2 separate regions of the Homo sapiens genome follow, and region 1 is linked to region 2. A link is an interaction called in ENCODE POLR2A ChIA-PET data of the cell type or tissue named here. Cell type or tissue: HepG2. All regions are shown on one strand. Links, peaks and the distances in the headings refer to the core of each region. The heading gives the core; the rest is flanking DNA.

The links. Peaks named below come from ENCODE experiments on the same cell type or tissue, not always from the same donor. Only the 100,000 strongest peaks of a DNase experiment are listed, where the experiment ranks them.
Region 1: POLR2A ChIA-PET joins it to region 2 with 6 read pairs; 4 of 35 experiments call an interaction of 5 or more read pairs at or near these places.

What each region holds. Positions count from the first base shown.
Region 1 is chr20:50,220,200-50,223,103 of GRCh38, reverse strand. No RefSeq gene overlaps it. Among named protein-coding and RNA genes, the nearest start is that of CEBPB-AS1, 30 kb to the right of the region's middle. In HepG2, for the core only: no CTCF peak of the experiment used is centred there; a DNase peak (open chromatin) is centred at 1,440; H3K27me3 peaks cover 1,481 bases.
Region 2 is chr20:50,476,969-50,479,872 of GRCh38, reverse strand. It overlaps the pseudogene COX6CP2. Among named protein-coding and RNA genes, the nearest start is that of PTPN1, 32 kb to the left of the region's middle. In HepG2, for the core only: a CTCF peak has its summit at 1,430; a DNase peak (open chromatin) is centred at 1,452.

The DNA of each region.
Region 1 (2,904 bases), core at 143-2,642, 260 kb after region 2:
GCAAACCCTGATCAACCTGCCATGAAACACTTCCCATGGGGTGCCGGGTCCTGCACTGGACACTCAGGGGGATGACAGTGGGGCCAACAGAGGACACCCTGTTCTCAGAGAGCTCCATTCTCGGGGGAGGAGGGGCCCATGAAAAATACAGAAGCAAAACAAGTTGAGACTGTGGGAAGTGTGGGGCGAGGGGACTGGAGAGCATGGGTGTGGGTTGGGCAGTCGGAGCTACTTGACAGGGTGGTCAGGGAAGCCGTCTCCACAGCAGCCTGTTCTGGGCACCAGCCTCGAGCCATCAGCCAGAGAAAGGACACTTGTGATGTTTGCTGAAGCATCATCTGGGCCAACAGCCACCCCTCCTGCGCGCCCATTCACTGATTGAACAAATCTCTGTGGAGCCCCTACTGTGTGCGGGGCCCTGTGCTGAGTGCTCAGAAAGCATCGTGATCACCACAGACAGCAGTCCCTGCAGTGTGGAAGGTGACATACTAAAGAGATAGACAGGCATTGACCAAACAAATAACAGATGTATAACATGATGGCAAGTAGGGAAGAAAGATGAAAGGGCTGGAGTGATGGTGGAGGTGACAGTTCAGCAGGTAGCCGGGGAAGGCTTCCCTGAGGAGGTGACATTGCGATGAGATCTGAATAAAGTGGCACATCCAGCTGGGGGAAAGAGCTGAAGGAACTGCATTCCAGGCAGCAGGAACAGCAAGTGCAAAGGCCCTAGTTAGGTCATGCCCAGTGTGTTGGAGGAATAGCAAGGGGCCCGGTGTGGCTGGAGTGAGTGAGCAAGTAAGAAAGGAGGGAGGATGAGGTCAGAAAGGCCATGGGGGCCAGATCAGACAGGGCCCTGTGATCCTGGGAAAGACCTCAGGTTTTGCTCTGCAGCTGGAGCCAAGGAAGGTTCTAAACAGAGGAAAGATGGGATCTGAGTGGGGTTCTAACAGCATCCCTTTGGCTGCACGGGGGAAGTGGGGCGTGACGATGACAGCAGTGAAAGCAGCAAGGAGGCTACTGCAGGAGAGAGAATGGTGGCCTTGAATTCAGCTGTGGAAGCGGAGGGGAAAACCTACGCAGGTTCTGGATGTTTTAAAGGTGGCGCTGACAGGATTTCCTGGCCAGTTATCGAATGCAGGGCAAGAGAGGAAATGAAGGGACAACCCGAGGTTTGGGCCTGAGCACCCAGAAGGATGGAGCTGCCATTTCCTAAGAATCAGGGACTATGACGGCCCCAGTGCTGGGGTCTGTCGTCCGCATTCCCTGCAAGCTCCCTGCTGACCCCCACCCCATTCTCTCTCGGGTCAGGGCCATGGAGGGAGAGAGTGAGCAGTCGGCCCTACCCAGGCTTCCGGGCAGGAAAGAGGCACCCAGGGCCTGGCCACAGGATGACACAACCCTTAATAATTTCTCCGCTGAGTTTTGCAATGGGCACCCTTTATCGACAGGCAAAGGGTGAGGGATTTTGCAACTGCCCCAACTGGTGGTTGTAGCTGATGTCAGGCCAGAGGGCTATCAGGCCAGGCTATGGGCATCTTCTCAACCCATGAGGATTGAGTCGCAAACAGGCCATCCAGGCCTGAGCCATCGTGGGTGGTATAGAGGGCCTCAGGGCCCACAGGGTTCAAACCTCAGACCCTCCACCTGGCCAATGACTTTGGGCAAGTCCCTTCCCCTCCCTGGACCTCAGCTCTTTCCCTTAAAAAAAAAATAAAAAAAATAAGGAGAGCCATTAAAGGAATTATTTTAAATTACTTAAAAGCTTGTATCCAATGGCCCGGTTAACGTTCATCCAGTGCTTCCTGTGTACCCGGCCCTGTGCTAAGAACCCTCTGGCAGCACCTCATCCGATCCCCATGTCACCCTTAAACTTATTTCCCCACTTTACAAATGGGGAAACTGATGCTTAGGAGGAGGAAATGACTGCCTAGGTCCCCCAGCCTGTCAGGGATGGAGCGGGGACTCGGACCCAGACCTTTCCGACCCCAAAGCCTACACCCCGTTGTTAGGAAGTCGCTGCCACGCTGAGATGTAGTTTCCTCGTTTGTAAATGGGAAGTCCAAACTAAATAGAAATTAAGCAGCACCACCCTGGTGGGGTTGGTGCCTGGCACCTGGGGAGCATTCAAACCCAGCAGCCATTCTTATGACCAGAACACTCGTCACTGGCACACAGAGCTGGCGGCCAGCACCACCCCTAAGGGTACCCCCATGCCCCACCCTCACCCCTCCTGGCCCCACACTGGCCCTGTGGGGCACAGACAGGACACAGGCTTTAGAAACATGCACTCCGTGGTCCAGATCCCCCTTCCACCCTCTCGCCATGCCCCTGGGCACTGCCTCCCCCTTCCACTGGGGGTGACAATTCCCTTCCACCACACAAGGCTGTTTCTGGGTCACAGGAGGCCACAGGTCCATGTTAGGCCCAGTGTGTGGACACAGCTCCATTTGACACAGGAGGATCCAAGGCCCAGTCTGGAAAAGGGGCTTGCCTGGGACTTTCAGCCAAAGAGAACGAGGTGCGGTCACCACGCCCACTGGAAGAGGGCCTCTGCCTGCTCCAGGCCTGATGCAAAAGCTTGCCCGGCAAAGCCTCTGTCTCTGGGTCTCTCCCCTCTTTATTTCTCAGCCTCTCTCTTTCCCTCTGTGTCTCTCACATCAGTTCTTTCAGGGTGTCTCTCTGTGTCTCTCCATCTCACCCCCATGTCTCCCTGTCTCACTATCTGTACCTCTGGCCTAGGTGGTGTCTTCCCCACACACTCATCTGCTGGGCTCACCACCTCCTCTGCATTCCTGGCTCTGTAAATGTTTACTGAGGTGAAGGTGTCTGGCCGCCTCATTTGCTTGAAACCCTCACCCAGCACCGCCCCCTTCTCACCTCCACCACCCAAGGGCTCCCCAGGGA
Region 2 (2,904 bases), core at 224-2,723:
AAGCTGCAACCACCAGGGATACCATGAATGCTCCAATAATATGAAATCACAGACGCTTAACCAGAAGGCTATGCATTGGAGGTTTTGTCAAAGCACCAGAAGCCATGGTAGTTACTGTCCTTGATAGGTGTGTAAACTTCAACACCAACATCCTTCCCAGCTGTTGGAGAAATGGACGGTCCCCACCTACATTTTATAGACAGTCCATTCATAAAACTCTCCTCCTGCCAGGGCACGGACTGATGTGAATCCACCTAATGGCCCTAGGCAATAGGTGCCTTTATTGTCATCCTTGTTTTACGCATCAGAAACTGAGAGACAGAGAAGCTAAGTGAGCTGCATAAAGCCACAGAGCTAGTAATTGGTGGTACTGATACGGGAGTGGGGGCAGGGAAGTGCTGGGAAGGGAAGGGCGTGGTCCCTGGGTAGGGCTTCACCCCTGGGCCTGTGCCCACGGACCTACGTGAGGACAGGCATTTCTGTTTTCCTGCACGAATGTTGCATTTCCCAAGACCACCCTGGCTTGCCACGCCCCCATCCTATGCCTATAGAAACCCCCAGACCCTAGCAGGCAGAGACACAAGTGGCTGGATGCCAAGAAGAACGCACTGGTGGAAGAAGACACAAGCGACGGCCAGGTGCGGTGGCTCACGCCTGTAATCCCAGCACTTTGGGAGGCCAAGGTGGGCAGATCACTTGAGGTCAGGAGTTTGAGACCAGCCTGGCCAACATGGTGAAACCCCATCTTTACTAAAAAAAAAAAAAAAAAAAAAAAAAAAAAAAGATACAAAAAAATTAGGCGGGCGTGGTGGCAGGTGCCTGTAGTCCCAGCTGAGGCACTAGAATCACTTGAACCCAGGAGGCAGAGGTTGCAGTGAGCCCAGATCATGCCACTGCACTCCAGCTTGAGTAACAGAGTGAGACTAAATCTCAAAAAAAAAAAAAAAAAAAAAAGACACAAGCAACTAGACCTGGAGAAGAAGGAACTGGCATGAGAGCACACCATCAGGCACCGGCAGATGCCAGCAGGCCATCGACCGGTGGAACAACTTGGAGTTTGGCTGGGGTGGTGGGAGGAGAGCCTGGGCCACTCAGCGGCCCAGGTCCAGGGGAAAATCGCCTTCCCACTCCATCCCCTTTGGCTCCCCCATCTGCTGAGAGCTACCTCCACTCAATAAAACCTTGCGTTCATTCTCCAAGCCTACGTGTGATCCAGTTCTTCAGGTACGCCAAGGCAAGAAACCCCAGGATACAGATAGCCCTCTGTCCTTGAGATAAGGCAAGGGGTCTAATTGAGCTAACACAAGCTGTCTATGGACGGTTAAACGAAAAGAGCACCCTGGAACACACGCCCACTGGGGCCTCAGGAGCTGTAAACATTCACGCCTAGACGCTGCGTGGCCAGAGTCCCACACCCTGCCCGTCTGCCTGCTCCCCCTAGGGGTTTTGAGCAGCGAAGCACTGAGGAAGTGAGCCACACCCCCATCGCATGCCCTTCGAGGAGGATAAGGGAACTTTTCCTGTGTCAGTACCAGTGTTTGAACCAACGTCTGTCTGGCTGCAGAAACCATATTCTTCGCCAGTGCGTAGGCCTTGGTACCTTAGAAATGCGGGGAGAGGGACCAGGTTGTGGATTCACTCCTAACTCATCATTAACCTGCTGAGGACCTCAGTTTCCTCATCTTTTTGGTTAAGGACCAGTCCAGGAGTTGCAAACTCAAATGCCTACAGGGATCAAGAAGTGACATAAATGAAGGCAATGAACTGTTTCATTGTTGTGAAGAAACGTATTTTCTCGTTTCTTTTTCTTTTCTTTTTTGAGACGGAGTTTCACTCTTGTCACCCAGGCTGGAGTGCAATGGCGCGATCTCAGCTCACTGCAACCTCTGCCTCCCGGGTCCTGGTTCAAGCGATTCTCCTGCGTCAGCCTCCCGAGTAGCTGGGATTACAGGCATGCGCCACCATGCCCAGCTAATTTTGCATTTTTAGTAGAGACGGGGTTTCTCCATGTTGGTCAGGCTGGTCTCAAACTCCCAGCCTCAGGTGATCTGCCCGCCTCGGCCTCCCGAAGTGCTGGGATTATAGGCAAGAGCCAGCATGTCCCAGGCCTTTTTTTTTTTTTTTTCTTTAAACATATGGCCCTCTTAGTCTATCTTTCCTTTCTCCATTAGCATAGAGAACTGGGCACAGAGACAAATCATTTAGAAACTGCACTTGGCTGACAGTAACAGAGACTTGATTTCAGTGACTTAAACATATTAGAGATTTATTTCTTTCACATAAAACCATGTCTGAAAATCTGCATTCCAAAGAACAGATATGGCAATTCTATGATGTTTTCGGGGATCCCATTTCCTTCCATCTTTAGCATAGAACCTCCCTCCTCAAGGTCACAGAATGGCTGCTCAAACTCCAGCCATCATGTTTATATTCTAGGAAGATTGGCAAGACACCAAAGGGCTTTCTTGGAAACCCCAACATCAACTTCCACTTATCATGCATTGGCCATTCAATCGGGCACTACTGACATTTTGGACTGCATAATTCTTTGTTGTGGGAGGGAGACCTGGGGATTGGAGGGCTGTCTAGCAGTACCCTGACCTCTACCCACCCACCAGATATCAGTAGAGCACTCCCTGCCTCCCTCCCTGCCCCTGTTGTGGTAACCAAAACTGTCTTCCAAGACTTTGCCAGATGTCCTCTGGGGGACAAAATCACCTCTGACTGAGAAACACTGGGCAATTCTTAGCTTCAAGAGAAACTGGGAAATGTTATTTCAAAATTCATTGCCAATAGTGTAGGAGTTTCTATAAGTAAGAAAGAAGTAGAGGTTGGACATATGGATGGCAAATAACAGTCTTGCCCCAAGAGAACTCATTCAGTTTCCTTTTAATTCTACTTAAA